Linked DNA regions of Mus musculus: all the other regions are linked to region 4. Evidence: chromatin loops called from intact Hi-C (ENCODE). Cell type or tissue: left cerebral cortex. All regions are shown on one strand. Region 1 has its middle 23 kb from the start of Tacc1. Region 2 holds the start of Fgfr1 (fibroblast growth factor receptor 1). Region 3 overlaps Gm39146 (a long non-coding RNA gene). Region 4 overlaps Gm31045 (a long non-coding RNA gene).

Evidence for each region. Peaks named below come from ENCODE experiments on the same cell type or tissue, not always from the same donor. Only the 100,000 strongest peaks of a DNase experiment are listed, where the experiment ranks them.
Region 1: it touches region 4 in a loop (14-fold over the local background); 2 of 42 quality-filtered maps call a loop at or near these places.
Region 2: a loop joins it to region 4, with 4 times the contacts of the local background. A loop is called at or near these places in 5 of 42 quality-filtered maps.
Region 3: a loop joins it to region 4, with 8 times the contacts of the local background. A loop is called at or near these places in 4 of 42 quality-filtered maps.

Annotation. Positions count from the first base shown.
Region 1 is chr8:25,220,601-25,228,600 of GRCm38, reverse strand. It overlaps a transcript of Tacc1 not described here. Among named protein-coding and RNA genes, the nearest start is that of Tacc1, 23 kb to the right of the region's middle. In left cerebral cortex, CTCF peaks have their summits at 1,955 (motif pointing right) and 6,665 (motif pointing left); DNase peaks (open chromatin) are centred at 3,600, 3,981, 4,573, 6,439 and 2 more places; H3K27ac peaks cover 4,400 bases.
Region 2 is chr8:25,514,069-25,522,068 of GRCm38, reverse strand. It overlaps Fgfr1 (fibroblast growth factor receptor 1), which reads right to left and starts at 3,310. Exons shown (of 18, transcript NM_010206.3): 1 at 2,640-3,310. Gm31288 (a long non-coding RNA gene) reads left to right here. Exons shown (of 3, transcript XR_003947368.1): 3 at 1-2,381. RefSeq lists promoters at 3,171-3,385, 3,171-4,145. In left cerebral cortex, no CTCF peak of the experiment used is centred here; DNase peaks (open chromatin) are centred at 2,627 and 3,326; H3K4me3 peaks cover 2,980 bases; H3K27ac peaks cover 975 bases.
Region 3 is chr8:25,362,774-25,370,773 of GRCm38, reverse strand. The region is part of intron 3 of Gm39146 (a long non-coding RNA gene); the gene reads left to right. Among named protein-coding and RNA genes, the nearest start is that of Gm39146, 23 kb to the left of the region's middle. In left cerebral cortex, no CTCF peak of the experiment used is centred here; DNase peaks (open chromatin) are centred at 2,860, 4,338, 6,276, 7,902 and 2 more places; H3K27ac peaks cover 218 bases.
Region 4 is chr8:25,461,887-25,469,886 of GRCm38, reverse strand. Gm31045 (a long non-coding RNA gene) reads left to right here. Exons shown (of 4, transcript XR_378820.2): 3 at 4,730-4,977; 4 at 5,798-6,218. Among named protein-coding and RNA genes, the nearest start is that of Gm30978, 12 kb to the right of the region's middle. In left cerebral cortex, a CTCF peak has its summit at 3,206 (motif pointing left); DNase peaks (open chromatin) are centred at 946, 4,100, 5,455 and 6,106; H3K4me3 peaks cover 555 bases; H3K27ac peaks cover 872 bases.

The DNA.
Region 1 (8,000 bases), 240 kb after region 4:
GTCAGGGATCCAGAGACATTATTTCATGTAATCATTTTGTGGGCCTGTGAAGCAAATAAAATTGTCTCTAAAAAAACCTAAGGCTTGGAAAAATTTACAAACAAGGTCACAGAGTCATAAATGGGAAGTGAGGACTCAGGTGTGGAGAAACTGGCTGAACGGGAGGCGGGGGGGGGGGGGGGCACCAAATTGCCAGGTGTTTGTACTGGTGGCTCATTAACCAGCCAGGGCTCTGCTATCTCCTGGGATGATGAGTGTTTATGGCTTTTCCCCTTCAGCTAACATAGTGTCAGGAAAGGAAGTGTCTGTCAGAGCATGGTCCAACCTGTTCTGTAGATAAATACCATACTGGATTACATTACATTACACAGAAAGAATGACTCTTGTGGGCTTCTTTGCAAAAGAAAAGGTGTGTGTGTGTGTTTGTGTGTGTGTGTGTCTTGCTTTTCTAATGAGTGCAAAATGTTATGTTTCTAGAACTACATCAAAACTGCTCTTAAATAGAGGTTTGAGAAAACCAAGTGAGAGACGTTTGGACAAGATAGGAGAGTAGGAAACTGGGGAGATGAATGGGGTTGTCTTTTTAAGTGTGGATGTTTTATTTACTTGACTACAGAAGGCTTTTTTTCTCCTTTCTTTCTTTCTTTCTTTCTTTCTTTCTCTCTCTCTCTCTTTTCTTTCCCTTTCTTTCTTTCTTTCTTTCTTTCTCTCTTTTCTTTCTCTTTCTTTCTTTCTTTCTTTCTTTCTCTCTTTTCTTTCTCTTTCTTTCTTTCTTCTTCTTCTTCTTCTTCTTCTTCTTCTTCCTCTTCTTCTTCTTCTTTTCTTCTTTTCTTTTTTTCTTCTTCTTCTTTTTTTGGAGACAGAGTCTGACTATATACCTCTGACTGTTCTGGAACTCACTATGTAGACCAGGCTGACCTCAAACTCACAGAGATCTACCTGCTTCTGCTTCCCAAATACTGGGACTAAAGGATTGCAACTTTCTTTTGATCAGATTCAAGAATTTGTGTAAACTGGTCGTGATAGCACAGGCCTTTAATCTCAGTACCTGGGAAGCAGAAGCAGATGGATCTTGTGAATTTGAGGCCAGCCTGGTCGACACAGTAAAGTCCAAGCCAGACACGCACACGCACTCTCTCAGGGGTGGGGGTTTGGTGCTGGGGGGGGGGTTGGGGAAGGAGAGGGAGAGGGACCTTATGTCTCAAAAGAATAACAACAAAAAAGAATTTACGTAGCATACACCTGTCTCTTATACACATCTCAACCCTGCAACACACCATCACCAAAACGAATACATAATTTTTCCCCCTCAAGTTGTAGTACTTCACATGCAAAGCCATGTGTATGAGCCTCTGTCTCTGTAACAAAAAATGCTAGAGACAATCAATTTATAAAGATAAAAGGTCTATTCTCGGAGTTTTCGTGGTTCTAACCCATAGCTTTGGGCTGGTAGAAAGGCATCACAGCCTGGTACCAGCGTGTGGCGGAGAGGAAAAAACTGGGATTTACAAATCTCCTGAAGTAGTGTTACACACACACACACACACACACACACACACACACACCCCGACCTACACAGGAAAGCTTCCGGCACTTTCCAGGGGTGTCTTCTCGTTGGTCGAGCCTGTAGCCCACTGACCTTTTAGAAGATATTCAGCATCCAAACTTAGTACTAGAACCCAGTAACTGTCCAGTGTCCTGGAGCAATAACTCAGGGGAACCTAAGTCAAGTCCTAATTATCACGGGCCACATTTACAAATTGATACCCGAAATGGAAGCTTGTGTGTTCTCACGAGGACAAGATTAGAACTAGGAGATGTCCCCAAATTTTGGGAACATATAGCAGTAATAGGGAAGAGAGACAGAGTGAGCATGTCTGTGGTCTGTGAGACCAACCATGTGCTAACAGGGTGGATCCCTCATTCGGTCCCTATCACATTCTTACCTCTTGCCAGAGAAGGCGTTGTTCTTCAGTTCTGCCACCAGGGGGAGCCAACCACCGTCCCAGCCGCTCCACGCCCCCCCCCCCCCGCCTTTTTTTTTTTTTTTTTTTTTTCCATTTCTGGGAGTTGGAATCTTTCTGTGTGTCCTCATGACTTGTTCATTGGTATCCATCCACTGACTGAAGTGCAGTGTAAATGCCTGTTAGATGCAGAAGGGATTTGTAGCGGCAGTGTGTGTTTATAGAAATGCAGGTTTAAAGACAGTCCCTTAAAACTTGTATTGGTTGTGTGGCAGAACTTGTGGGTGCCTTCTGTGGTTTCTGTACAGCTTACGAAGGTCTTATTTGCAGAAGCAGGGAGACTGCTATGCCCCCCTTCGGAGGATAGCCATTCTCCACCAAGAGGGATGAATGGGTTCCCAGAGTCCCAGGTACCCTGTTTAACAAGGAGCTTAGGAATTCAAAGCCAGCATGAGCGCCATACTAAGACCCCGTTTAAAAGAAACGGGGGGGGGGGGGGGGAGGAAGGAGATTGGCTTTTTCATCTTCAGGGCTATAACACTATAACATCCACTTGACTGGCTCATCCAACATTTTTTAAATACATTTTTAGTTTCTCCTTATGTTTTTCTTTTGGCCTAGTTTATGGTTTATTTTGTTTTAACGGAAATGTTGTTTTCTTACCCTTTGTAAACTCTTTCCTTTGAGTCCAAACTCCTACACCAGAACTAGTGTGCTTGATGCTTGAGGAGTGTGGGGGTGAGTGTGGGGGTGAGTGTGTGAGTGAGTGTGTGGGTGGTTGGGTGGTGTGGGGGTGAGTGTGGGGGTGTGGGGGTGAGTGTGGGGGTGGTGTGGGGGTGAGTGTGTGGGTGTGTGGGAAAGTGTGTGGGTGAGTGTGTGGGTGGTACTTGGGGTTTGTGGGAGTGGCTTGTGTGTGACTTTGTGGGGACATTTATTTGTGTGGGAGATTGGAGTATGTATAGCTCTATGGCATATATATGTGTGTGTGTATATATATATATAAATATGTGTATGTGTATGTATGTCTATATATCTGTATAGGAGAGGTGTGTGTATGTGTGACTATATGCAATTGTGGTATGTATACATGAGACTATATGTGGATTGTGTGTAGTGAGTTTAATCTGTGATTCTATAGTATTATGTGAGGGGGAAGTGTGTGTGTGTGTGTCTGTGTGTGTGTGTGTGTCTGTGTGTACATGTCCTGTACTTCCAGCCGGACTTTCCAATAAACCTTCCAAAGAGCAGTAACAATTTGACACCTTGAGAGATCAGAAAACAGTGTCCCCACCCCCACCCCCCCCTCGGTCAAGCCGCAGAGCCCTGTTGTGGTTATCTTGTTTCTGTAAAAATACTCTAGGTGACAGTTTCCAAGCCACGACTTCTCAAGGACTTCACAATCAGGGAGGAATCTTTTGGAAGTTCCTCTCCAAGGGCGATAGCTTCACTGGTTTCTGAAGGTAGCAGCTGGGTAAGATTTTAGCTCTCCTTTCTCCCTCACCGCCTGCCCTGTTGCCACTACTGGATATGCCCGCCTTCCTTCCTCCCTCTCGGCGAGTGCGCCCCCTCCTCACCCGCCACCCCCACCCATGGAAGCTGAATCACGCTGCTTCCTTTTTTGGTCACAGCTGAGTTTCTTCCACCTTCAGAGCCCTGTGTTACATAAAATGAATCACTCCTTTGCACTCCGCTGTCAGCTTCAGAACGAATAAGCAGCTCCCTTGGGGTGCCCCGTCCACCCTGAACGCCACTTGATGGGAGATATTGAATGGTTGACTCTAAAGTGTGAGGGCAGGTGATAAAATGATCCTGAGTATCTTGCTTGGGGGGTGGGGGTAGGGGCACAGAAATCAGTATTTTAATGGGAGCAGAGGAAAAATTCCAGCAAAGAAGAAAGACTTAGGGAAAAAAATTTCAATTTGGTCCTTGTATGGGTAGGCAGGAGTGAATTCTGGGACCACAGAGGCAGCAGCATTTGGCCACACAGATGTACCAGGAGCTGTGGAATGAAGCTGAGGAATGGTTCACACCATCTGTGTACATATTTCTGGCGCCACCAAGCTGGGAAATGTTCCTACCAGGGCTTATCATAGACGTTTAACCCAGCATCTCCAATAGAGGGATGAAATACATTTAGAGACCAGGGACTAATGAAAATGCCCAATTTGTTTATCGCTAACACACTGCAGAGTCAGGTTTCTGCGTATGAAACCCCCAAACTTAGCTCCTTGCCTGGGATTCCTGCTGGGTACCCTGCTTCCATCTCAGAGGGCTTTTTCTCCTGGGAGGGTGTGGGTGGGCAGCCTTGAGCACATCTTCCACCCTGGGGATGCTGACTTAGGTCTGGAATCCTGCCCTGGGTTTGATCTACTAAACAGGTTCTGGTAAACACAGTTGAAATGTTAAAAGGCTGTCAAGGCACGGCAGTTGGGTTAGATGTGGGTCCCACATGCTCGATGGGTCTAATATGGTTTGGGGGCAGGAGAAAAGAGGGATAGGGGTGGGAGAGAATTTTGAGTCAGCTGTGAGTCACATTCACACCCTGGAAAGCTGGAGTTGGACCCAGCACAGGAAAGCATAAGTTCCAAATTGAAATGTGGATTGTGGGTGGAGAAAATGGTGTTCAAGAAGACAAAAATCAGAGAAACCTCTCATAGCCACGATCAGTCTGCTGAGCCTCTGGGGTGTGCCATGCTCTGGGCTTGAGAGTTTTACTGAGAGGGAAGCAGCCAGTGGTGTGCAGTCCGTAGACAGGCGGGGCACAAAGCAATGCACTTGGCGTGGTGAAAGCTTCTGTCTCTAGTGTGCAAGCTGAAGACAAATGCCCTGCCGAGAGAGCTCAGCTGTACAGATGGCGCTGGGACAGTGACAACCACGTGCAAAGGAAAGAAAGCGCATCTACAGCTCTCATCCCAAACAAAGATAAACTCAAGATGTGCCACGAGCCTTCAAGGCTAAACGACCTGAGGAAGACATAGTCTTCAAACTCTTCAGGATCAAGGCCTACGCAAGGACTTTCCAAAAAGAAGACCCCAGCCCCACAGGAAATGATCCCTAGACTCTAAGTTGTCTAAGTGAGGGTTTTACTGCTATGAGCAGACACCGTGATCAAGGCAACTCTTCTAAGGACAATATTTAATTAGAGCTGGCTTACAGGTTCAGAGGGTCAGTCTATTACCATCAAGGTGGGAACATGGAAGCATCCAGGCAGGCATGGTGCAGGAGGAGCTGAGAGTTCTACATCTTCATCTGAAGGCTAGCAGAATACTAGCTTCCAGGCAGCTAGGATGAGGGTCTTAAAGCCACAGTGACACACCTAATCCAACAAGGCTACACCTACTCCAACAGGGCCACACCCTCTAATAGTGCCACTCCCTAGGCCGAGCATATTCAAATGATCACACTTGTAGACAAAAAAATAAAAAAAGGAATCATAGAACTGATTAAAGATTGGGGGGTGGGGAGCGTATCTTTGCTAGTTATAGGTCAGATAGGAGATTAATATATAAAATCTATAAAGAACCTCCCAATTAAATACAACCCCCAAATCATCCAATAAATAGCCAGTAAATAGCCAATGGGATGAAGGCAGTTCTCAAAGGAAGAAATAAAAATGACCAATAAATATTTGAAAAACTGTTCAACATCCTTAGCTTTCAGGGAGCCGCAAGCTAAACTATATTGAGATTCCATCTCATTAAAATCCGAATGGAAGCTGGAGAGATGGCTCAGCAGTTAAGAGCACTCACTGGCTGCTCTTTTTAGAGGATCCAGGCTTAATTCCCAGCAACCGCATGTGCAGCTCACAACTGTCTGTAACACCAGTTCCAGGGGATCTGAGTCCCCCATGCTGATACATATAAAATAAAGTTAAATTTAAAAATTAAATAAGTAAATAAAGTCAGAATGGAAATCAGTCGATCCTCAAGAAGAGGAAATGTCCCTTTAAAATCTACGGCTCCTGGGCACACACTCGAAGGAGAATAAGTCAGCACACCACAGAGATGCTTGCATGCTTATTTGTTGTTGTATTATTCACAGTGGCCAAGGCATGGACACAGCCTGTCCATCCACGGAATGGTGAGGCTTCAGTAGGTATCTGTGCACAGTGGAAGTTTCTCCAGCTGTAAGTGATATCTGTAAGCCGATATCTGTGGGAAAGTAGGTATTATTATGTTAAGTGAAATGAGCTAGACGCAAACCGAAGACAAGTATTACCTTCTCTGACATATGGAATCTTGACCTAGATATGTATATTTGTGTATATATATTCATATATGAAAGCAAAAGCTAGGCATAGTGGTTCCTAGCACTCAAGAGACAGAGGCAGGAGGATTGTTGCAAGCTCTATGCCAGCCAGGTTTCCCTAATGAGACACTGTCTCAAAACAAGAAGGAGTGGGAAGTAGAGAGGAAGCCATGCTCAGAGAGGAGTGGGGAGAAAAGAAGCTGATGGGAGGCAGGTGTCATGGAGCAGAAGGGAACGTTGTTCAGTGCGGAAAGAGGATCAGGAAGAGGAGGAGTGCTGGGGTGTAGACAAGAGTGGAATATAATGTATGAAAATGGCATGGTGAGGGCCAGAGAGATGGCTCAGTGGCTAAGAGTTCTCACTGATCTTCCAGAGGACCTGAGTTCAATTCCCAGGAACCACATGGTGGCTCACAACCATCTATAAGGAGATCTGGCGCCCTCTTCTGGCCTGCAGGCAGATATACAGTCAGAACACTACATAATAAATCTTAAAAGGGGGGAAGAGAAAAGAAAAAGACACGGTGAAAGCCATTTCTTTGTACAACAAAAGGGAGATGTGAAAAATAGTTAAAATAGAAAAGAGTATCACTTTGCAGTTAGCTAGAGAAAATATGGAGAACTCATTTTCAAATGGAAGCATTTGTTTTAACCAGTAGATCCAAACTATACCCCAAAAGAGCCAAAAGATAGGGATATATGGAGGTGTATGTGTGTGTGTGTGTTTGAGAGAGAGAGAGTGCGCGCAATATTATTGAGAAAAGTGAAACTAAGCTATTTCTGAATGAACATCACTCTTTCTTTAATTTTTTACTTATTCATTTTATATCCCGCTCACTTTCCCCCTCCCAGTCACCCCCTGGGCATCACTCTTCAGGGTTTGTCATATTGTGGATGGTAGGGCCACCCCAGGCTTCCCACTCTATAGCAACATGTGATTCCTAATGTCCTGGGGGCTGGTGATGCAGGGATCATAGCTTACTACTGCAGATTTCAAGCTAAGGAGTTAAATCTTCCATTTCCAACAAGAGGGCATAGACAAGCGAGAGATGAGTGACCAGGAAGACAGGGAGGGAGGGAGGGAGGGAGGGAGGGAGGGAGGGAGGGAGGGAGAAAGGAGGACAGGTTGGTTTCGTAAATGCATGAAAACACTCAGCCTTATAAATAATTGTTCATACTCGGGCATTGATAGGGACAAATCACCTCTACACATTAGCAAAGGTTTAAAAGGTGAATGGAACTCGGTATCAGCTGAAGTCTGAGGAAAAGGCTGTCTCCTATACTGTCATTTAAAAATTTAGATTACTATTGTTACTGGAGTCCTTGGCCACATACCACCTCACTTCAGAGAGCCCCAACACTTGAATGCAGCCATTTGTGCAGAAAGGGGGAAAGTAAGGCCAAAAGACAGGAGGGGGATGTAATCTCTGTGGCTGTGCCTTGGTTGCTTGTCTATTGCCGAGATAAGACACTTAGTTAATGGCCTGTCACTGGGAAGAGACTCTGTGGCCATGGCAATTCTTATCAAAGAAAGCATTTAACTGGGGCTGGTTTATAGTTTCAGATGTTTAGTCCATTATCATCGTGGCAGGAAACATGGTGCTGGAGAAGTAGCTGAGGGGTCTACATCTGGATCTGCAGGCAGCAGGAAGGGAGGAGGGGGACCTTGGGACTGTCTTGAGCTTTTGAAGCCCACCCCCAGTGACACACTTCCTCCAACTAAGCCACATATACTCCAACAAGGCCACATCTCCTAACCCTCCTTAAGCAGCACCAATGACTAAGCATT
Region 2 (8,000 bases), 52 kb before region 4:
CTTGCTATTCAAAGGACACTGACTTAACCTTCCACCATTGCTTCACGGCCTGGGGCCAAGGAAAACAACCCTCTCAAGACTATATACCATGGGGCCAAAGGAAGCAGTTCCTCCAACCTCCCATTGTGAATGAAAATACCCCTGAAACTCATATTGGAAATACACACGGCTCTCAATCCACTGCTCCTCACTGAAAAGCTGACGTTCAGCTATGACTAAGGGTAAACGCAACATATTTTAAGTAGCTTGTCACTGATGAAGTGTGTAACTGTTCCGGCTGGAACCGAGCCCCAGACAGCAACTCAGGGTCCCCAAACACCCAGCACTCTGGGGTCATCTGGGTCCCCAGAGTGTGTCCCAACTGGGGAAATATGTAAACAAGCCATTAGGGAGGGAGGCAAGCCATCAGCACAGTTGACGGGTATTAGTCGAGCTGAGCCGTTGGCCTTAGGTCACTGAAAGGAAGAGACACCACCCCAGCGTGGGGGTAATTGGCTAGACCTTGGCAGGTCCCAGGGGCCAGCTACTTAGCTTTAAAAGAAGCCCCAGAGAGGAGGAAACCCAGAGCCTGGCCAAGGGAGGAAGACTGGCCACTTTTTGCTCAACCATCTCAGGGCAATGGTTCTACAATTTAGATACTATTCCAAAAAAAGCAATGGTCCGGAGGTGCAAAGACCAGAGCACATCTGGGAAGGAAACAGTCACCTTAATTACCATGTCTAGGGAAAGTGCGATTTCATTACAGCCTCCAAAACTACCGCCCTAAGAAGGAAACCAGAGAAGTGTTTTCAATTTAAAAGACTGGAGAGGGTGAGAGGCACCGGCAAACTATACCCACCCAGCCGCTAACTTTGGATGGACCCTTAGGATGTTTTGTTGCCCCCCCCCCTTCCAAAAGAATGGACATTCCATCCCTGGCCCTGTAGTTATTGTTTAAACGGCAAAAACACTCCATTTTAAGCTTCTGAGGGCTGCAACCCAGGAAACTCACTGAAAACACAAGGTCCCTCTGGCAGTTACAGCACCAGGTATCGCACTCTACTCCCCAAATGGAGGACGGAACACCCCCCCCCAAGATGGACTTGGACGCGTGGCGATAGGTGGGCCCGCGGTGTCCACATGAGACAGATGCTCCAACTATAATTAAAGGGAGAGGCGATACTTGGTTCCAGGACACGTCAGGGCCAAGTTTGGCCCAGACCCACCGACCAAGGCCACCTCTAGTAAGCAAGCGGCTCCCAAGAGGGTCCAGAGATTCTTAAACACCGCCCCCCCCCCGCACTCCCCCCCCCCCCATCGTCGGCCACCAGCAAGAGAGTGAAGGAATCCAAAATCACTTTGGGATCTATAACTTGCTTTTCTCTTCCAATCCCAAAGCCTCTGCTCCACGTCTCAAGAAATGTTAAGGGGTGGTGGTGGCGGTGGTGCTAAAGAATCTCAGTTTTAATTTAGGAGGGGGAGGGGAGGAAGAGGGATGTTTAATAATGTGGCTGCGGTGTACCCGTGTAGGGTGAAACGGAACCAGATGCGGCAGCTACATCTGGGAAATGGGGGGTGGGGTGGGGGAGAAAAACGCCGTCGAAATGCTTTGCAAATGAGTTAATAGCTTCTACTAGGCCCAGAGAAAGAGAACTCCCTCCTGCACTCCCAAGGTGTCCAGCTGCCTCACTGGGTGGGTAACTGTTTATTACAAACCCCATCTATATATTTAAAAAGTCAGTAAATTCCTCTAAAAATATGAGTACTAGGTTGTCTTACCCCGCCGGAGACACTACAAGAGGAGGCACAGGAGGTGTGGAGAGGGGGTCTGGGCCAGAGAAGCAACAAGCGGGCAGAAGAGGGCTCCTCCGCACCGGACAAGTTCTCCTCATTTCCTCCACTTCCCAGAACGATCCAGACCCCGAGACCCCCCACCCCCCGCTTCTCCAGACCCCTTCAAGAGTCCTCTAGGTCTAAGATAAAATAGAACATTACCACCACCACCACCATCACCCCTCAAAAGGGGGGGGAATCTTTGCTCGCTCTCCGCTAAAGCCGATTCAGCCATTTGGTGACGACACCTCCTTCAAACCTATTCCAAGACAAGCTAGCCTTCCCCGCCACTTCCTTTCCTCTTCAACCCCCCAACCTGGACCCCAGACTTGCCCGGAGGTAGGAAAACACTTGAAAAGATCCCAGATGTAGGGTGTTGAGCTTAAAGCCACCGGCTGAAACGGGGTGAATCCGCAAGAGGACCAAAAGATAGATGATGTACACACACACACACACACACACACACCCTCCATCTCCCGGCCCATTCCCGCCCTCCTCCCCAGTAGGGAACACACAGCTTCCGCCGCCTTCTCCTGGGCCAAGAGGGTCGGGGTCTGGACTCGGAGCGCAGCAGCCTCCTCGCTAGCTCCGGAGCGCGAGTTGGCGGAAAAGTTAGGCAGCGGGCAGCAGCAGCGGGCCCAGCGCGCGGGGAGGGGGCGCGGGCAGCGACACTGGCCGAGGGAGGAGGGACAGGGGCGCCGGGGAGGGAGCGGAGTCGGGGGTGGGGTGGGGGATTGGAGGAGGGAGGCGCGGGCTGCGACTGGCGAAGCGCGGGGGCCGCTCGGGACGCCCAGCCAGCCGGCTCTGCGGGCGCCGGCGACTCTTACCTCACTTGGCGCTGCGGTCCCGCCTCTGGAGAGCTCGCCGTGGCGCGGCGGGTGTCTGTGTCTTGCGCTCCCGCCGCTCGTCTCCGGGCTCCGTTCAGATCCTGATGGGGTCTCGAGGGCTCCGCGGCCGAGGCACGACTCCCGGCGGCACTCCGAGCCGGGCGCCTCCAGCCCGGGCGGGAACAATGGAGCCGAAGCTGGTGCCCCGGAGGCGGGGCGGGGGGGAGGGCTCGGGTCCGCCGCCCGGGGTCCCCAGATCGTGCGCCCCCCGCTCTCCAGTACGCAGCGGCGGCGGTGGCGGCGTCTCAGGCTTCTGGCAGCCCGAGTTCCATCACCCCTCCTGGGGCTCCGGCGTGCATTGACTGCAGCACGGCTGTGGTGCGCCCCTGGGACCTGAGAAAAGTCCTCGGTCTCCGCTGCTTTTCCAGCTGCGGCGCGCGCTCGCGGCCGGGAAAGGCGAGGTCGCCGCAATGCGCTAAGCACAGTCTCAGTCCAGTCCGGACGTCTCGGCCCCGCTTCCCTGCGCAGCCCGGGTCCTCTGCACGCAGCGGCTGCACCAGGGTTCCGGCTCCCGTTCCGCGCCGCCCGCAGCGGAGAGCCCCGCCAAAGTACCCGCAGGAGCGCTCCGAGCGCTGTGCGCCGGCGAGGCGCGAGGGCTCGCTCTCTCACTCCCACCCGGCGCTAGTCCCACCTCCTCCTCCTCCCCTTGCAGTTGCCTGCTGGGCCTTGTAGTTCTCAAGCTGCAGCCCCGGAGAAGCCTGGAGCGAGCAGAACTGCTCTACAGTCTGGTCTAACTTGAGTTTTCGCCTGGAGGGCGCCCGAATTTCAGACTGTGTGTAGATCAGCGATTTGGGGACAGGAGTGGAGGGTGGGGAGGGGCGGGTGCCTGGCTATAATTTTGAGGTTGCACTGGGCAACTTGGTCTTTGGTTATCTCTGTGCCTTGGGGTATGATTTTCGTGCTCTAAATCTCGGTTTTCCCGTCTCTAAAAGGAATAAATAGGACCCTCACATAGCTTACAATATACGAACTGTTTTTATTGATGGATCGGTTGACTTTCCCCCTCAGACCCTTTCCTTGGATCTCAACTTTCCCCAGCCACATAATTTAGGTTTTGTGGTTCACGCTGGAATGGACCCTGCAAATTCTACAGTGCTGTTCATGGTAGCCTTAGAAATCACCAGCTTTCAGGAAGCAACCGAAGAGAGGAGGGGTTTTTGTTTTTTTTTTTTTTCGGATGGGGGGGGATGTTTGTTTACTTGCTTGCTTGTTTTGTTTTGTTTGCCTTAGGAATTAATCAGAGTCAAACCAGAGCCTCCACAGTATACTATGAACCTCAAAGAAAATCGCTGAAATGCCCTTCCCACCAGGTCCCTCCACAGAGATGTTAATCTGTGGCTCTTTAATCCAATGAGTCCAGTGGACGTGAATCATATTGAGATTGTTAAAAAATAAAAATTTTTGATCCTGCTTGGACATGAGAAATCCCGATGTTTTGATGAAGCATGCTAACAATTCTGAGACAGCCAGTGGGGCCTTCGCCTCGTTGCAGGAGCTCACTTTCCAGCAGTCTAAAATGATGATGTACATATGCAATCCTAGCCCTGGAGGGTCAGAGACTTAAGATCACCGTTGGCCACATAGGGACTGAGACGACAGCCTGTGCTTACAGACCCTGTCTCAAACAAATCAAACACAGGGGTTGGCGATGCAGCTTTGACAAAGGCAAAGACAGTGCTTTGATTCCAGCACACTCTAGACCTGACTAGGTGGTTGGTACCTGTTGGTTTGCTGCATAGCAGTGGGGTGGGGGCTCTGCAAATTTTCCTGGTGACTGTGATGTGATGTCTACTTGGGGACCACTGGAAGGGTGGAATATGTCACACTAGGTGTGAATTCCACCACTCAAAGACTTTGGGCATGTCACGAATCTGATAAGATCTAGTCCCTCTATGGGTCTCCCCCATGAGAAGCAGACTGAATGAATGTAAGTGTGCCAAAAGGGTCACACATGTGAAAGCCATCATGAGGGGGACTGTTCTATTCCGCTTCCACAGAGCAAGCCATGACAGCTTGAATACCAAACAATCCAACTCTTCCCTCCACATTGAAGACTAAGAGTTTCTAAGACAGTTTTCTATGTGACCACCAGGTGAAAAAATGGGAAGCTACGGAGATATTATCACATTTGTTTATCTCCAGTAAAGGGTGGAGGAAAAAGAAGAAGGGCTATTGATGAGTTTATTGGTGTATTATTGGTTTATTGGGTTGGTTTTTGTTTGTTTGTTTTGTCTTTGCTTTTAGAGATAGTCTTATGCTGTAGCCCAGGGTAGCCTCAGACTCAAGGACTCTCCCACCTTTTGCCTCTTGCCTCCTGAGACAACAGTTTGTAAGACACCACCACACCCACCAAAGCTTAATGTTTAGCTGAGTGTGCTTAGCATATACAAAATGATCTGGGTTCAGATTTGGAGGAGGGGTAAAGAGAGAATACATTTATTGAGTGCCTAGGAAGTAAATATTCAGGAAGTATTTTTGAACAAAAAAATAAAATAAAAACCAGAAATGACTCTGTGGAATAAATGAACACCAGCTAATATTTAAGAGTTATTACCCACATAGCAATATCCTTGCCCTGTTCAGTCCCTTGGCTTTTAGTCTGGTCCCAATTATTCTTTCATAGAAGCTACCAAACAGCCTTCTCTGCCTCGGCCCAGCCACCTGGAGGTGTTTCTGCCTCCCACTGTATCTACTGATTTGATATTTAGCATAGTTTTACTAGCTGTCTTTTTTATTTTGTGGGTTCTCTCCAGCAAGCTGCAGAACTGTTCTAAGACAGTGGTCCCGAATCTATCTCATCTGTCTCAAGAGTTTTCCTGACATCTATAGATCTGTTGTTTGGGGAACAGCTGCATGTGAGAAACCTGGGTTATTGAGAAGGCTAGGCTGACTCTATGACAGGCTTTCCATTGACAGTTCAGGAGACGAGGCCTGCATCTCTGTTTTTAAGAACTGGGTAAGTCCAGGCAAGTCTAGGCCTCAGAAGCTGGTCTGAGGCAAGGACAATCAGTCAACAACAGTTTCCAGATCTCCCCAACAACACTGCCAGCCCCCAAGGCCTGGTAATGGAATGTCCCTAGAGATAGAACAAGATAAAGGTCACCTACCCCTGGAATGCCCTGATGTACTTTAAATCAGGCCTGCAAGCTCACTTGGTTGTCTATCTTGGTCATGCTCCCATGACCCCAACATACTAGACTACTACAGAATAAAACACTCTTTACGTTTACATACTATTTGAGTCCAGAGTATGGAGTATTATTCTTTGACAAATCATAGATCCTTACATTACCAGAGAAAGAAACCTTACCACTTGGGTAATTGTGGGGAAGGGGAGTCATGGAAAATGCAGAACTGACTACCCAGGGCCAACTACATTTGTCCACTGTTCCTAAGGACGGGAGCATTACACTTCATCTCAGCAGTTCTTCTGACAAAAAAAAAAAAATCTTTATTTATTTAGAGACACGATCTTACTAGGCAGTCAGGTGAGCATCAAACTTCGACATCAACCTTTCACAAAGCAGAGATTCAGGCCTGTACTCCCAGGCCCTTCTAAAACAAGAGGATTTTAATACAGCACTGGGCTGGGTATGTGACTTGGTGATATGCATATGTGCATGCCTAGATCTCTCTCTCTCTCTCTCTCTCTCTCTCTCTCTCTCTCTCTCTCTCTCTCTCTCTCTGTGTGTGTGTTGTGTATAATTAAATTTATTAAATAAATATTATAATAACGTTATAATCTAGCCTTTTTACATTTTTCTTTCTTTCTAAAGAACGGGTAGACAGTACGAGTTGAAGAATGTGTCCTTGCTGTAACCAGGAAAGAAGACCCAAGTGCCTATTAGGTGTCGAGGCGCAGAGTTTGACAGTGTTAAGATTCCTCTTCAGTGTCAGGGAAGTGGAGATAAGAGTAGCCAACTCGGCTAGCTATCCACCTGCTCTCCGGGAAACAGCTAGAGAGGCTGGACTGGGGAAGGTGACAGACCCAGAGGAGATAGATCGCAGATCCAGCCAGGGAGCCTGCTTTCCCCCGCCTTGCAGCAGACCTCCAGGGCCGTGGCACTCCCTCCCGGCTCCAAGAGGGGCTGCGGCTCTGCAGGAACTAGTCCCCGGGGCAGTTCGGAGGACGCCGCAGGCCACAGGGTGGGGCGACCGCGGCGGGGCCCTGGGTCTGCAAGGAGGGCGCCTAGCAGTTGTCTCTTTACCGGGAAACGTAATCTTCCCTCTGAGATAACAAAGAGCTAGCAAGTTCAGGAAAGGTTTGTTGGCCCATCGCCTTGCCGGTGGGTCGGCAGAGAGGGGGACAAAGGCCCCTGCGCTCCAGAACCAGAGATAACCAGGGGACTGCTGCCTCTGGGATCGGTGGGAGGAGGGGAGCGGTGCTGAATACAAGTGGGGGAAACGGAGCTTTCCCCAAAGCCCCGGCTGCCTTCTTTGTTTAGGAACACGTCTGCAGAGCCTTCCCTCTGCCTCGCAGGTTCTAGCAGGAAGACAGGACTTCTATAGAGCCAGGCTCTCTCCGGGCTGTTAACTCAGGAATCAACTGTGCCCATCATGGCCGATCACCCCCTCCTGATCCAGCCATCAGTGCTCCCTGGTAGGGAGGGAGGAAGCAGAGGCTGGGCTCTAAGGCCCACCAAGCTCAGCCCAGCCCAGCCGGCTGGAGTCCCTGGAAGGCTGGGAATTAGCCGGGTTAGCTGGGAGAGCCGTAGCAGGAGAGGGATGCAAGAGCAGCGAACTGCTTGGCTCTCCGTTTAAAAGTGACTGGTTCACAGGCCCTGGGTAGCAGGTGGGCTGCTTGTGCCTTTTGCCCCAGGCTCCTGGAGTTAGGGACAGCAGCCAGTTACCATCTGGCCGCCATTTGGTGACCCCTGGCTGTTCCTAGTGCAGCATCAGTGAGGGAGGGAGGGGCAGAATCTTGTTTGGCATGGTGTTTTTGTAAATAACTTTCAGTTCGTTTTGGATGCTGCGAGAGCAAGCGGGAAAGGGAGCTGCCACATTCATTCTCGGAGACGGAGGACATCTGTGTGTCAGGCTCTGCCTCCAAGAGAACAGATTAGGAAAGGAAGAGATGCCTGAACTTTTGAGAGCCGCCAAGCAAACATGCAAACTTACCTGAAATGGTGGAGGAAAGCAGACTCAGAGACACATGGGAGGATGGGTTAGGTTGACATTAGGTCACTTTTGAGTGTGGGTTCCGGATCCGCCACGCCTTCTTGCCTGTGCTCTTGCCAGTTCCCTTGTCAGTTCCGTTTCCACGATGGTACCTTGAAGATCCCAAGAGAAATTTCTTGAGAC
Region 3 (8,000 bases), 99 kb after region 4:
CATGTATCACCACTTCCAGACTTGAAGATAAAAGCTTTTAAAGAAAATATATTTATTTATTATTAACATTAAGTGTGTATGTGTGTGTGTGCGTGCGTGTGTGTGTGCACTCGTGTTTATGCACACACACATAACTGTTCATGGAGGCCAGAGGCATTGTACTCCCCCTGGAACTAGAGTTACAACTCAGCTCATCTGGAGGAGCAGTGTGATCTTAGCTGCTGACCTATCTCTACAGCCCTCAACATAGAAAGATGTTTGTTTTGTTTTGTTTTGTTTTGTTCTGTTCTGTTCTGTTCTGTTCTGTTCTGTTCTGTTCTGTTCTGTTCTGTTCTGCTCTGCTCTGCTCTGCTCTGCTCTGCTCTGCTCTGCTCTGTTCTGTTCTGTTCTGTTTTGTTTTGTTTTGTTTTGTTTCTGAGATGGGGTTTCTCCCTCCGTGTAGCCCTGGCAGTCCTGGAACTTGCTTTGTAGATCAGGCTGGCCACTACCCAGTTGTTTATTTGGATGGAGTCCAGGATGACCCTCGAGGGTGGAAGCCTACAGCAAAGCTACCTATAAAGTTTCCACAGAGGATCATGACAAGAATGCGTGGACCTTGTAAGCCTTTATCTTAGAGGACACTTGTCCTGGAGAGGTTAGCCCCCTTAATCCTGCTATGGGGAATGTAGGTAGTTCTAGGACTGCAAATAGGGTTTTAAATTTGTCTTTAAATGTAAATGGTTGTAAAGAAGCCTGTTCCTAACGGCATATTTTGCTAGCACAAACACAAGACGGGTAAGGTGCTTGGTTTGAGTAGCATTGCTATGTAGGAGCCAAAGGGGGGCCCAATAGAAACTTAGGCCATTTCCCCCAGCCCACAACCTTCTGAACTTTTAGGCCAGGTTTCCTTATGTAGTCTAGGATGGTTGGAACTTGTATGATCTTCCTCCCTCCACCTTTAGAGTGTTGCTCTCCCAGACCAGAGCCACCCAAACTGGGGCAGCCCTCCTTTTTTGGACTTCACTGCTAGATAGATGGAGTTAGCCCTGTGGATGCTGGATATGGAGTTCTGGCCAGTTCTATCCTCAGCGAGGATACATTCTGATGAACTTTAAAGACAGACCTCTGTCCAATTATCCTAGGTGTCCCCAGACAGGAACACCCTGACATTCTGAGTAGCGGAGGGAAGGAAGGTAGCTTGGGAGGGTAGTGGAGGTTATTTGTATTCTGTACTACTACTGGGCATGGTAGCAGCAGCAGCATGGGGTGGACCTGAGCCAGACAGTGAAATGGGCTGGAGAGTGAGGGCTGAGGAGATGGATGGAAAGCCAAAGAGTGGTCTTCTAGTTTTTGTTGTTGTTTCTTTTTTTTTTTTTTTTTTTTGGTTGGGGTGGGGGGGTTGCTCCTAAACTCACTTCCTTACATTTTAGATGGAAGCAAGTGCACAGATAAGGGAAAATACAGAAAATTTCCCGCACATGAAAACGGGCCCTTAATTCCCTTTGCTCTCCCCTGCAGCCAGGAATCAAAAAAAAAAAAAAAATTTTTTTTTTTTCTTTTAAGAACAAGCATCCTTGTACATTTGTTCCAGTCTGAGCCCACGTGTTCCTCCCATATCCTGGTCCTTTTTCTGAGAATGATTTGGTGGTCGTGGTGTTGGGAGGGGGAGTCGCGGAGGGGAGCGGGCTTGGTCTATCCTTTCCGTGGCTAGCCAGCCAACCAGCAACTATCTAAGGTTGTGTTGCTTCCTGACCCTCCCCCGTGCCTCCACTCCTCTTTCCCCCGGCACCCTATGACCCCTCTCTCCTGCTGCAAGCCAGGTCTCCAGGCCTGCGCACAGCTGCCCACAGCGTTGGCAGAGCGCTGGAGAGAGCTTGGCCAAATGGAACTTTAATGAATTCAAGACCTGCTGGGCCGGCCAGAAGGAGCTGGGTTTGGGCTGTGCAAAAAGAAAAAAAAAGCAGAAAACTGGCCCCTTGTCGGGGAGACTTACACAAGGCCTATTGCGTCAGACAAGCAGGTACTTGGAGAACTGCGGTTAGTTGAAACAAAGAACACAGAACCCCAGCTGGCTCCTCAACACCCCCCTACCCCCGCAGCCGGGTCCCTGGCATCAGAGAGCCCCACAGTCTTCCAGACTCAGGGAGTGTTGGGGAGCCATGAAAGCCCCAGGGAAGCTATTGGGTCTTCAGGGGGCCACTGGGAGTCTCAGGAACCCTCAGGAGTCCTCAGGGACTCTCAGGAGAGCTACGGGGTGTCTCTGGGAGCGTGTGGGAGTCCTGTTGGTCCTCAGGAGAGCCACTGAGAGTCTGGGGGTGGTGGTCTTTGGGGGAGCCTCAGAAAGGCCCTCCTGTTCCTGGGGCCCTCATTGGGGCTAGCCTAGCTTGCCTAGCTTACATATCCCTAGCAGTTCAGGGCAGCTGCCAACTGTGCCCTCCCACCCCCCACCCCAGGCGGCCACAAGTCTATAGAGAGCTCTCTGTGGGACTTGATTACTGTTTTCAAATACTTAAAAGGCTGTCATTTGGAAAAGCGGTAGATTTATTCGGTATGGAGCCAGAGGATAAAATTAAGACTGAAGGCGGAAGCCGTAAGAAAACAGACTCCCGCTTCATAAAAAGAAAAATTCAGCCATTGGAGTCTTTGCCAGGATAATTGGGATAACCGGGATAACCGGTGGTTTTGGGAAGTATTGAGCTGCCCAGCTTCGGAGATGCTCAAATGAAATGTCTAGAGGGGCAACCTAGTAGTTTAGCTGTCTCCCTCCCTCGTGTGCTCCTGTGCTGCTAAGGATAGGCACTCTGCTTTTCCTGTCTGTGTAGAGTGCCTGGTACTGCATAGCAAGGGTTCAATGTTGGACGAGGTAAAGAATGATAACCACAGAGCACCGAATGCGTGATGTGGTTTCAGGTCTTTTGAATGGAAGAGGGCTGATTTAACAGTGTAGCACCATGCTGGAGTGTAGCACCATGCTTCAGTGTAGCAACAGGAGTAGAGCTGTCAGTTCCTTTCAGTGATCAAAGTACCAGGGTGGTTTCCTATGGAATCCCAGGCACACACAAGGAGATTCCCCCCACCCTCGTGTTAGCCAGAACTACTTATAATACTCGGGGAGTCCCCTCAGAAAGAAGGTAAGATGGCACATGAAACTAGATTTTGGGATCCCATTTTGAGTTGTTTTTGTTTGTTTGTTTGTTTGTTTTCAAGACAGTGTTTCTCTGTGTGGTCTTGGCTGTCCTGGAACTCACTCTAGACCAGGCTGGCCTCGAACTCAGAAATCAGCCTCTGCATCCCAAGTGCTGGGATTAAAGGTGTGCACCACAACTGCCCGGCCCATTTAGAGTTCTAATAACCACTCTACTATCTGCCCTGTATTTGTGCTCCTGCCCCTTTGTATATGTGCATTCTGTAAGCTAGTGATTTGCAACTCATACACATGCATGTGCACTCGGTATGCACACGCACACATACATTGTCAACACATACACAAACACACAGACATGAAAATTTCAGGATTCACCGAACATATTTAATGTGCCAGACTTTGTTCTAGGTACTAGGGTTACAACAGTGAAACAATTTGAGGAAAAACTCCTCCTGAACTTATACTCTAATGGGAAGAGACATGTAAAAGGTGGGACATTAGAAAGTGATTGTGTTGGGGGTGGGGTGGAGAGATGGGTCAGCAGTTAAGAGCACTGACTGCTCTTCCAGAGGTCCTGAGTTCAAATCCCAGCAACCACATGGTGGCTTACAACCATCTGTAATTCGATCCGATGCTCTTTTCTAGTGTGTCTGAGGACGGCTACAGTGTGCTCATATACATAAAATAAGTAAGTCTTTAAAGAAAAGAAAATGATTGTGTTATGGAGAGAGAGAGAGGGAGAGAGAGAGGGGGGAGAGAGAGGGAGAGAGAGAGAGAGAGAGAGCAAACATCAGGATAGAAAGGGACAGAGGACTGCTGGGATTTCTAATAAACTAATCAGATAAACCTTCACCCAAAGGGACTATGTAAAGGGGCTGTGTGAGCAGACACTAAAAGGACGTGAACTAGCCATTTGGGAGTGCTGTTGCAGGCCGAGGGCCCGGCTGCAGCTAAGGCCCTGTGGTAGAGTATGGTAGTATAGGAGCCTGGTAGGCTATGGGACAAAGAGTCCTGTGCACTTGAATAAGTGTTGTAGTTGAACTCAATGTGGCTCCCAAGATCCCTGTCTTTTTAGGATGTTTCTGTAGCACTCTGTCTTCAAGTGTGATGTGCTTTCAACCATTACAATGTGGCAGATACTCTAGACATTGCTTCCAAGAGCCCCAAGCATCCGTTTCTGTACTTTCTCTTCTCTTAGTCATTCAGCCACCCACACAATGTGCCACCCCATGGAGAGACCCAAATGACAAGAGAGCCAGGGAGAGAGGGATTTTCTTGCTTGTGAACAACGCAGGCCCTCAGCCTGACAGCCCCCAGGGAGCTGAATCCTGCCAACTGCTCTGTTAGTTGAGAAGGGATTCACTACTGGCTGAGAGATCTGAGATGACCACGGTCACTGCCCACACTCTGATTATAGCCTATGAGAGGCTGAGCCAGAGAACCCAGCAGACCACTCCCACCTCCTGCCTGGACACGTGGAAGAATTAATGTTTGTTTTTTTTTTTTTTTTTAGGCACCAAGTTTTTGAATAATTGTTTTTCGGTCATGGATTACTGGTACACAGCAGGATTAGTTAGCGATGAGCTCACGTTGATGGATGGAGGCAGACTATATAGGGTGTGTTGCTTATTATACTTCGGTGGCATTTCTCTGGCGGGAGTGGGAGTGATGCAATGGAAGGGTTAAAGGAGAGGAAGCGCTCAAGCTGAGTTAACTATCTTGGAGAAAGTTTTTGGCTTGGGGAGAAGGCCGGAAGGACAGAGCAAGCACAGGGTCTAACAGTCGTGGTGGTCCAGGTGAGAGGTGGTACATGGAGCACGGAAGAGGGAGTATGATGACTTTGGTGTCTCCGTGGAGCAGGTTGGAGGATAGATGGAGAGAACAGGGAGAAGACCAAGTTAGGGGCAGAAATTTCAAGTTCAGTTTGGGAAATATCAAGTTCTAGATGATTTATAAGCAGACAGATTTGTAAGTTAGCCACTCTTTTTTTTTTTTTTTTTTTTCCGAGACAGGGTTTCTCTGTGTAGCCCTGGCTGTCCTGGAACTCACTCTGTAGACCAGGCTGGCCTTGAACTGCCTGCCTCTGCCTCCCGAGTGCTGGGATTAAAGGCGTGCGCCACCACGCAGAAAGTCTGAACTGGAGATGCAAACTTAAGAGTTGTCCGTGGTATTTTCTCAAGATGTGACACCAGGTGAGGCCAGGTGAGGCCCGGTGCTATCCAAGGTAGCTTAGCTATGAGACAGAACCCCAGTGGCCATCAACAGATGTTAATAAAAGAGATGCTATAGGTACATACAGTGTCACATACTACTGAGTAGATGAACCCAGGGACTATTATGCTAAAGGAAGACTCCAGACAGAAAAGACAAATTCTAGTCTAATTACATAACTAATGTGGTCAAAGTTACAGAAACAGGGAGTAGAATGTATCTAGCAAGCACAGGGAGAAGCTAGCAAGCACGGGGAGAAGCTAACAAGCATGGGGAGAAGCTAGCAAGCATGGGAGAAGCTAACAAGCATGGGGAGAAGCTAGCAAGCACAGAGAAGCTAGCAAGCATGGGAGAAGCTAACAAGCATGGGGAGAAGCTAGCAAGCATGGGAGAAGCTAGCAAGCACAGGGAGAAGCTAGCAAGCACAGAGAAGCTAGCAAGCATGGGAGAAGCTAACAAGCATGGGAGAAGCTAACAAGCATGGGGAGAAGCTAGCAAGCACAGAGAAGCTAGCAAGCATGGGAGAAGCTAACAAGCATGGGAGAAGCTAGCAAGCACAGAGAAGCTGGCAAGCATGGGAGAAGCTAACAAGCATGGGGAGAAGCTAGCAAGCACAGAGAAGCTAGCAAGCATGGGAGAAGCTAACAAGCATGGGGAGAAGCTAGCAAGCACAGAGAAGCTAGCAAGCATGGGAGAAGCTAACAAGCATGGGGAGAAGCTAGCAAGCACAGAGAAGCTAGCAAGCATGGGAGAAGCTAGCAAGCACAGAGAAGCTAGCAAGCATGGGAGAAGCTAGCAAGCACAGAGAAGCTAGCAAGCATGGGAGAAGCTAACAAGCATGGGGAGAAGCTAGCAAGCACAGAGAAGCTAGCAAGCACAGGGAGAAGAGGAGTGAGTGGGATCAGGATTTCCATTTTGAGAAAAGGGAACAGGCTCTTCTATCTGTCCCCAAGCAGAGGAACTCTGAGCCTGCTGGCACCAGCCTGTAATCCCAGACCTTAGGAGGCCTGGTCACAGACAGACCTCCGGCTACTTCTCCTTCTCTTGGATTGGTGGCTCCCCTTCCCAAGACATTCTTGTCAGCACAGAAACATGATGTTATCTAGAGCTACCTGCAGACATCCTAGAGCCTTGGAAAAATACTCTGCACCCGGATTCCAGGCTCCACGGGCTCCCCCTCCCTGTTTACTCTCTACCACTAACAGCTCTTTGTTGTCAGCCTTTGCTGCACATACACCCTCCCCACCCCCACCTCCCCCACCTGACCCTGCCACTACCCCTACCCCTACCACAGGGCTTCCTCTTGTGGAGTTCCCTTGGGTTCTATTTGAACTTTTTTTAAAATCTAACTTACAACTTTTTTCTCTTGCATTTATTTTTTTTTAAGCAGGCCCCCAGTAGAGCCCTTGCATCTTTCTCACTTTTTAAAGATGCTCATGTCCAACGTGGGTCACCACTTTCTGTGTTTAGACCTTTGCTTACAGAATCATTTATCTGGAAGGTCCTTCTTGACTGTAGCTTCTAATTCTTGCCCATGTATTCTTTCTTTTTTTAAATTGGATATTCTCTTTATTTACATTTCAATGCCATCCCCTTTCCCGGTTTCCCCCACTCCTGGAGACCCCCTATCTCATCCCCCCTCCCCCTGCTTCTATGAGGGTGTTCCTCCACCCAACCATTCTTGCCTCCCTCGCCCTTGATTTTCCTACACTGGGTCATCAAGCCTTCATAGGACTAAGGACCTCTCCTCTCATTGATGGCTGACAAGGCCATCCTCTGCTACATATGCTGCTGGAGCCTTGTATACTCCTTGGTTGGTGGCTTAGTCCCTGGGAGCTCTGGGGGGTCTGCTTGATATTGTTGCAAACCCCTTCAGCTCCTTCAGTCCTTTCTCTAACTCCTCTATTGGGGACCCCACCCTCAGTCCAATAGCTGTGAGCATCCACTTCTGTATTTGTCAGGCTCTGGCAGGGCCTCTCAGGAGACAGCCATATCAGGCTCCTTTCAGCAAGCATTGCCAGCATTGCTGTCACCTGAGTTTTTGATCTTAGCCATTCTGACTGGTGTGAGGTGGAATCTCAGGGTTGTTTTGATTTGCATTTCCCTGATGACTAAGGATGTTGATCATTTCTTTAGGTGCTTCTCAGCCATTTGACATTCCTCATTTGTAAATCATTTGTTTAGCTCTGTACTCCATTTTTCAATAAGGTTATTTGATTCTCTGGAGTCTAACTTCTTGAGTTCTTTGTATATATTGGATATTAGCCCTCTACTGGATGTAGGATTGGTAAAGATCTTTCCCCAATCTGTTGGTTGCCATTTTGTCCTACTGACAGTGTGCTTTGCCTTACAGAAGCTTTGCAATTTTATGAGGTCCCATGGTGGTTCAGTGGTAGGATTCTCTCCTGCCCACATCTTCTGCTATGACTCCATTTCTCTCTCCCCTCTCCAACCCCGGAGAGCGATATTAGTATTTTTTTAATCCTTTCACGTCTGCTGGCTTATGGTTCCTCCTGTCTGAAGGCTGCCAGAGAGAGGAAACCGACTGACACTTCCTCCTCCTTCCCTCCACCCTCTTCGTCATCACCACAGGCACTGAGATTTTACTGTGTGCTACACACGTGCTAAATGCACCCTGTCACTTGATGAGATCGAAGTCTGATTT
Region 4 (8,000 bases):
ATTTCTTCGTGACCCTATGATAGGTCTGTCATCTATTTAGCATCCTTCCTTTCTTCCTTTGGTACTTTCCCTCCAATTTTGGAAGAGATGGTCACCCTCCATGTCTAGTTCATGTTCTAAAGTTTGAACGTTGCGTTTCCCCCAGGGCCCATGTGCAGGTTTGGTCCCCAGGTGGAATCTTTGAGAGGTGGGAGGGAGGCTGCCACTGAAGAAGATTTTGGAGCCCCTAGCCCATTCAGTTCCCTTGGCTCTCTAACCGATGGCTATGAACCCTTGTGTTCCACAACCACAGCTTCTTATTGCTCTCTGGCACTGCCCTATCCCCCAAGATGCTAAACTTGGAATGGAACCACCAAAATGAGGCAAAATAAAACAAAACAAAAAAACCCAAAAACAAAAAACAAAAACAAAGAATCTTTCTTCCTTACTAGGTAATCTCCCCAGGTATTTTGTAGAGATATGGAAAGCTGACTAATGTAGCATGTGATCTGGAAGAGACTGGCCCAACCCAACCACAGAAATCAGAGATAATTCAGAAATAGGCACATGATCCAAGCATGAGACTCAGACTAGTGTTGAAACTTTTGGGAAGAGAGTTCTGCTGGGCTGAAGGTATAGATGTTTAGTTCTGTACAGACCATGTGTGGGACAGATCCCTGTAACCTTAGCACCAGAGAGGTGAAAATAAAAAATAAAATAAAAATCTTAAAAAGTGCATCTCCCCTCCCCTTTACACTGGAGTAGCTAGATGCAAGGAAGCATACTACATGGGCTTTCTGGCATGGTTTGCTGCCCAGCTCAGTGATCCTGCTGGAAAGAGGGAAGTCAAGACAGAGGGAACACTGAGTCAGACTGAGTCTTGGCTGACATGAGTTTAGCCTTAATCTCATTAAGCCAGAATCCATCTGCTCCTGGACATTTTTTAGTTTCAAGAGCTAAATAAGTCACTTTTCTTTTTGCTGGTTTGAGTCAGGCTTCAGTCACTTACAGTGAAGGATCATGATTAAACCTTTCTCCTTTCAGTCTCCGTCCCCACTTCCCAGAGCCTCAGATCCTCAAGGATTAGATAAAGTACCAAGCCAGGAGGAACACAGCAGCCAGCCTTGCCAGCCTCATAGCTAATCATGTAAGGAGACTACAACATGCCTACTGCTCTGGCTGCTGAGAGCCATGGCTGTTTAATCTCTGAGTTTTAGCTAGTCTACTAAGGATGGCTTGGTCTCATTCAGGTTTGTTATGTTGTTTTGTGTGTGTGTGTGTGTGTGTGTGTGTATGCACATGTATGTACTTGGTGTATGTATGTGTGCATGTGTGTATTGCATATGTGTGCATGTGTGTATGTATGTGTACATGCACAGGTATGTATGTGCCTTCTTGCACATGTGTATACACATGTGTGCATATATGTATTTGCATGCACATGTGTATATACATGTGTGAAGTTGTATGTTTTTCTTCTTAGCTTGTACGGTAGTTGTAAGACTCAGATAGGATTAGAGTAGGCATTTACTACCCTTTACAGTTCGTCCCAGTGTCTTCTCTCCCCTCTCTGACTCAGTGTGTGACTTAAGGGTCTGAGTATCTTTGAACTTTCAGCATCCTGGATACATAACAGGGTGAGGACACAGTTGCCAGAAACTTGCCTTTCTTTTAATTGATTTCATCTGTGTAAGTGAGACATCTCACTCACTGAATAATTTTTTGTCACATGTTTATGCAAATCACGATTTGTCTTTGAGCTGACAGCCCCAGTCCTTGCTTTGTTCCGGATGTTGCAGCAGAGGCCAAATGTGCCATGTTCTCTCTTGTGATGGCTGCCAGTTCTCCAAATGTCATAACAGACATTTCACAAGGGAGCCAGTGCCTGTGTTGAGGGCAGCCAGGAAGCATCTATGAGCTTGGTTTTTGTTTTCGTCCTCTTTCTTTTTGTGATACATTTTAACTTTATTGAATTTGTAAAAAAACATTCTTATCAGTCAACATAGATGACTAAAAAATTGTTTTTTTTTTTCTAGTCCAATTCTACTTTTTTTGCAGTGAGCAGTAACTAAATTCATGTATTTCCACCCACACTTTCCCGTGGACATGTTTTTCCAGATTTTAAAATATAGGCTACCCCTTTTAATTTTTTTAATACAAAATACTATTATATTTTATATTGATTTTTTTTGAGAGAGAGAGTGAGTCTCATTATGTAGCCCAGCTCAGCTGGGAACTCACAAAAATCTGTCTGCCTCTGCCTTCTGAGTGCTGGGAATAAAGGTGTATGCCACCATACCCAGGGCTTAAATTTTCTTTTAAAGCTAGTAATTACCATTTTGGGGGTCACTATTTATAGATACTGTCTTCGATTTGTGGGCATACCATGATATTTCTCTAATTAATTAATAAGTTTTCCAGGTAGCTTATAGCTTTTTAAAAATACTTATTGTATATAACCCCCAAATAAACAAGTTTGTAAATATATTTGTTTATGTTCAAGGAAACCTTTGGTGGCTCTACTCTGTTCATGTGCTATACCCAAGGGACTCTTCCGATGTCAACATCTCTTGTATCAATAGTCTGCCAGCTACACGTGACATCTTCCTGACCCCTCTCTATGGCATGTTTTTTTTTTTGGTTTTGTTTTGTTTTGTTTTTTGTTTTTAACCAGAGTTCTCTTGAATATGGGATTGACTGAGATATAAGAGGAGCCCAGCTCCAGACCAGTTCTGACAGCGATGTCCTTCCCTTTCTCTTTTCTCCTGATGCCCAGAGCATCTTAGTAGATTCCATCATCAATGACAAAATGTTATTGGAGTGTAGGGCCTTTGAAGTCTCTAGATAAATGAGATAATAAACCTCTGCTCCCCAGGGATACAGAGAAAGGTATGAGACTACTGAATGGTCTCAGCAGTGCTGTAGACATAGTACCTGCTTAGTTAATATGGAATAGGAACAATTAACCCATTGCCAGAAGCCCCTCTTTGAAGTTTGGGTCAACTCTGAGCCATATGGGAATCAGTGGATGTGACAATTAAAACTCATACCCAACCTCAGACCTGATCTTCAGAGTTAATAGGTTTGGGGCTGGTGAGATGGCTCAACAGGTAAGAGCACCTGATTGCTCTTCTGAAGGTCCTGAGTTCAAATTCCGGCAACCACATGGTGGCTCACAACCATCTGTAACGAGATCTGACTCCCTCTTCTGGTGTGTCTGAAGACAGCTACAGTGTACTTACATATAATAAAAACATAAATAAATCTTTTAAAAAAAGAGTTAATAGGTTCAAGCTCTTCACCCTCACTTAGCCATTTTTCTTGAACTGCTAAAGTCAACCCCCTATTTTATCCATTCCTTTTCGTGGAAACTGAGCCGTGAGGACAACGTGGCCACCAAGCTGATGGCTAAGGGAAGGAAAACATCAGCAATCCCGTGAAGGTGACACTTCTGTGGTGTCCCAGAAGCAAATTCTGAATCATGTAGGTCAGGGCTGCCAAAAGGCCTGGCTGGTGCAGGGAGAGACTTCTGATCTGGGTGGGGCAAGAAGGGGAGGGGGGAGGTGGGGCAGGGAGGAGGGAAAGGAGTCAAGGAGTCAAGTGAATCTAGGTCTAGGGCTGTCTGGTACAGTGCTTGCTGCCTTCTAGGTTATTTAACCATTCCAGCCATTAAGACAAGCCCCTTTTGCACGGGGCTGCTCTGAGTGCATTTTAGTTGAAAGATGCAACGTCATCTCATTCCTTCTGGGAAAGGAGAAAGGACCCACTGTATACTCAGACACCGATCGAGGATGCCGTGCCAGCCTCAGTTGCACCTCGCTGTCCTAGGCCGCAGCGGTGGTGTTTGGCTATGGTCCCCTCTGCAAAATGCAAGGGGGTCCGGGTTGACGGATTTCAGAAGTCCTCTCCTCCCGCTGCCTGAAGAATTCCGCGCTGCTGCTCCACAGGGGGTGGGGGAGGGGAAGTGTTCCGCAGGAAGAAGGGACAGATGGCTCCCGCTGGACTGTGTTCAGAAATGTGGTGTGTGATATACAGCGTGAATGAAGTGTGGTGCCCTTTAAACACAGCCTCCCCCCTGCGCTCCACTCTGCCTGGCTCCCTGATTCTCATTCACAGTACACCATCACTCTCCCACGGGCAAACCTCAGATACTTTTGCGCTGGAGCATACACATACACCAGCAGACTCTGACACACACTCGGTGACTCACCGCTGAGCCATCAGTACACACAGAGGGTGACTCAGCAGGGACCCTCATAGGCAGGCTCACACTCAACTGCAGTTGATGTGCACAGAGGGCCTCTGCAGCAGCGGTAGGCAATCCCACCTCCCACTGGGGTCCTTGGTTGAGAGTCTCTCGGAGGCCTGCAAATGATTTGCATTCTTGGCTCCTTGGAACTGCCTGTTCTTTGTCTTGTGTTTATGGCTCAACCGTTTCCCTACCTTGTTCCCCCCACTGGCTGGTTTGGGAGCTCAGCAAGCAATCCAACAGTCCCTGGCCAGCCAAAGAGGCTTTTGTTTCTAAGAAACTTCTTAGCTCTTCATGAGTTCTTTCCCCACAGGGTCTCATCCCTCCCTGGCCTGGATACCTCTGGCCCAGCTTCCCAGGGTCCATGATTGGCAAGTCTCCACTATTCATGCCCTTTGAGTGGTACCTTTCACAAGATGAGGGGGACCGAGGGTGGGCCACACATGTTGAGGGTGGATAACTGGATGGAAGATGGTCTCTGAGGGCCCCCTCTCTTCCTAGTAGTCCAGACAGATGCTTCTTGGACACTGTCTTGGTACTGAGCAAGACCAGCTCTCTCTTCCTGACGATCAGAGAAGCGACGGTATTATATGTCTCCGTATGATGGACAGCCTTATGGGCCTCAGCTCCCACATGGACCTACCGCAGAGTGAGCGATATAGGCTCAAAGAACAGCAGGCAGAAGATGGGACTCCAAGCAACCAGGTATCTTGGCTGGCACATGGCTTCTGTTGTGGTTCAATCTGAAGGTGAGAAAGTCCTGATGCTGCCTCGGACCTGCTTTTCGCCTCTCTCACGGGATGTCACAAATAAAAGATGGGAGCAGAGAAGATCGAGGGAGGGAATAGTCAGTTGTGGTCAGGTGCTTCAAGCTTTGTCTATTTCTCCAATCCCCACACCCCCAACTCCCCACCACCCCCAGTGTGCCTCTCTTCAGTACTGGAGCATATGACATACTAGCTAGGTGAGTGCTGTTGTATACCACTGAGTCCCATTCTTAGCTCATCTCAACCTAATAGCCCTGTAGCCCCACTAACATTACCCACTTGAGCCTGGTCCCTTTGGCTATCCAATGCCCACAGACCCCTCTCTGTCCTTTCAGAAGATGTGGTTACAGGAGCAGATAAAACCTGTATTGTGACCAGGCCTTGGGACACAAAGTGGTACCCAAGAAACAGTAGGGAAAGATGCCAAAGACATGTGCTGCCTTCGGTTGGGAAGTGGGAGGGGTTTGCTCTAGGTCCTCCCTGACTACAGCAACAGAGTCCTAGATGAGTCCCTTCTCCAGACTGCATAGCACTAGGCTGAGTGCTGTCCTGGGAGCAGGAGTGGGCTATCTACTCAGGAATCCTGGCTAGGTGATGCTCCATGGGACTCTCCTCTTCTCTGATACCTTCCCCATGATTTATGCCTAGAAACACAGGCATGCACATACTAGCTGCTTTGAGCTCAGGATTGAAATGCCTTTCAGCTCTAAAATTTTGAGCTTGGTAGGCTTTGGCCACTTTTTTTCCTTCCTTCTACTTGTTGGAGAACATTATCTTCAATGAACTTTGGTTCCCACTGCAGAGTTGGAATGGAGAAGGAGCCATCCACCCTCAGCGGGACCCTTTCTTTGGGGGACCTCCAGTCAAAGCTTCCCTGCAACTGTGTCGGCTGCTGACTTGGGTTCAAGGCTGAGTATTGCCTGGCAGGCTCGGCAAGCCTCACCCTGCTTCCATCAACACCCTGGGGCTCCCAGCCCCTCGAGTGGAGAAGCTTCGTGTCTGCAGGACGTTGGAAGACGAGGCTGATCCTGATGGATTGTGTTGAGCTCTCAGTGGATGTGTGAAGGAGTTTATCCACAAGTCCCTCTTGCTGTGAGCTCTTTTTACAGACACGCTACAGTAACGAGCAGAACTACTCTATTTAAATATGCATGGATGTGGAAGAAGGCCAATTCCTTGCTCAGACATACCAGCCCTGGCCAAGATCCAGAACTGCAAGATCGTTTTTTTTTTTTTTTTTTTTTTTTTTTTTCTGCTGTTGGTTTTTGCAGCGCTAGGGACGGAACCTAGGCAGGGTTGTCCCTAACCCTTGGGAGGTGTGAGCTGCACCTCTGCTCCAGATAAACTTGACATATGGAAGTTTAACACAATGTTTAATTCGGTTGTATGCTAATTTATTGTCTACTACAATGCTGCTTTAATTAATTGTCATAAAACCCTTATGAGGTGTGTGTGTGTGTGTGTGTGTGTGTGTGTGTGTGTGTGTTTCAAGACAAGAGTTTCTCCATGTAACCCTGGCTAGCCTGGAACTTGCTCTGTCAACCGGGCTGGCCTCAAACTCAGAGAACCACCTGCCTCTGCCTCTTAAGTGCTGGGATTAAAGGCGTGCGCTGCCATTGTCTGGCACTCTTAACCTGTGTTGCACCCGAGGATCCCGAAGAACAAGGCCAGATGGTACACCTGAGATGACACAGTACCTCACCCAGAGGCAAGTGTGCAACCCTAAAACACAGCCCCAGCATGCCATGGGTGGTTATGCTTGGCCTGTACTCAGTGTGGGCACTCTGGTAAGTGCTGGCAAAGACCTTTTTCCTCCAGTCGTCCCTATCCTCCCAGAGTAGCAGGAAGTGGTGACCTTATGCTATAGAGCCATGAACTGGGCCACAGCCCTAAATGACACCTTTGCCCCTGGCCTAGGTCTTCCACTGACAGGTGGTCTTTGTCCCCACCCCAGGTCAGTCTCTTACTGGTTTGCTTCAGGGACAGTGTCCACTGGAGTCAGAGACTAGGCCTCGCTCCCCCTCACTGCCTGACAAGCTCTCTAGGGGTCCCACAGAGCCATTGTTCTTCAACCTCGGCTCTTGGGCCTCTTTTGGCAAGGCCTTAGTGGCTTCTTATTTACCCATTAACAATTAAGCTCTAGGCATTTACCATATAAACACAGAAAACATCGGCATAATTACTGCAGAGATTTCAAAAGCTTTTGGCAAGGGAAGGCCTGAGTATTTACTTAACAAAAGAATTCCTTACTCCCCTCTTAAGAAATAATTCACAATAGGGTTTAAACAAAGCTAGCTTCTTCAGCTAAATTAAAAACATTCTTGTACTCATTCAAAAGACGATCTGATCTGTGTGTGTGTGTTTTCCAAACACTCCTCACACACAACTTTTCCTGGGAACATTCACTACTTCCTGAGTGCTCTAGCCTCAAGTCAGCCTGTACCCTTTCTTACTACTGGGACCTCCTTGAGTTCACTGGGGGAGGGGGTGGTGAAATTTACCATAAGAGATGCTGTTTTAAGTTTACCTCCTCCAGAGGAGCATCTTTTACTACCAAAGGAGAATAACCCGTCAGAATCTTGGCTCTGTCATGTGTTTCCCCTGTGATTAGGGAAACATGGGCCAGTCTGTTGGGTTCAGGGTCTAGAGAAGGGAAACAGTACCACTGGGTTTCCTGGGAGGAAGGGTTGCTTGGTTCTTCACTCTCCTGCTTAATCTTCTCACTCTCTATACTGATTCTGACCTTCTGCCATTGCTAGTCATTTGAGGTACAGGGCTAAATAGAAAACAGGGTAGTTAGGAGAGTGACCAACAGGTCAGCTACAGAGCTAGCTGGGGTTAAAAGCCAGGCTAGATGCCAGCCCTCCCTGCCTGGCCTGGGTAGATGGATGAGACTGTCGACAGTTTGAGGAGGACTTTGAATAGGCCACAGGTGAGTTTTCGTGGATGAGGAACAATAATAGTAAATGGATACATATGTATCTACTTTGTTCCTGGCATTGAAG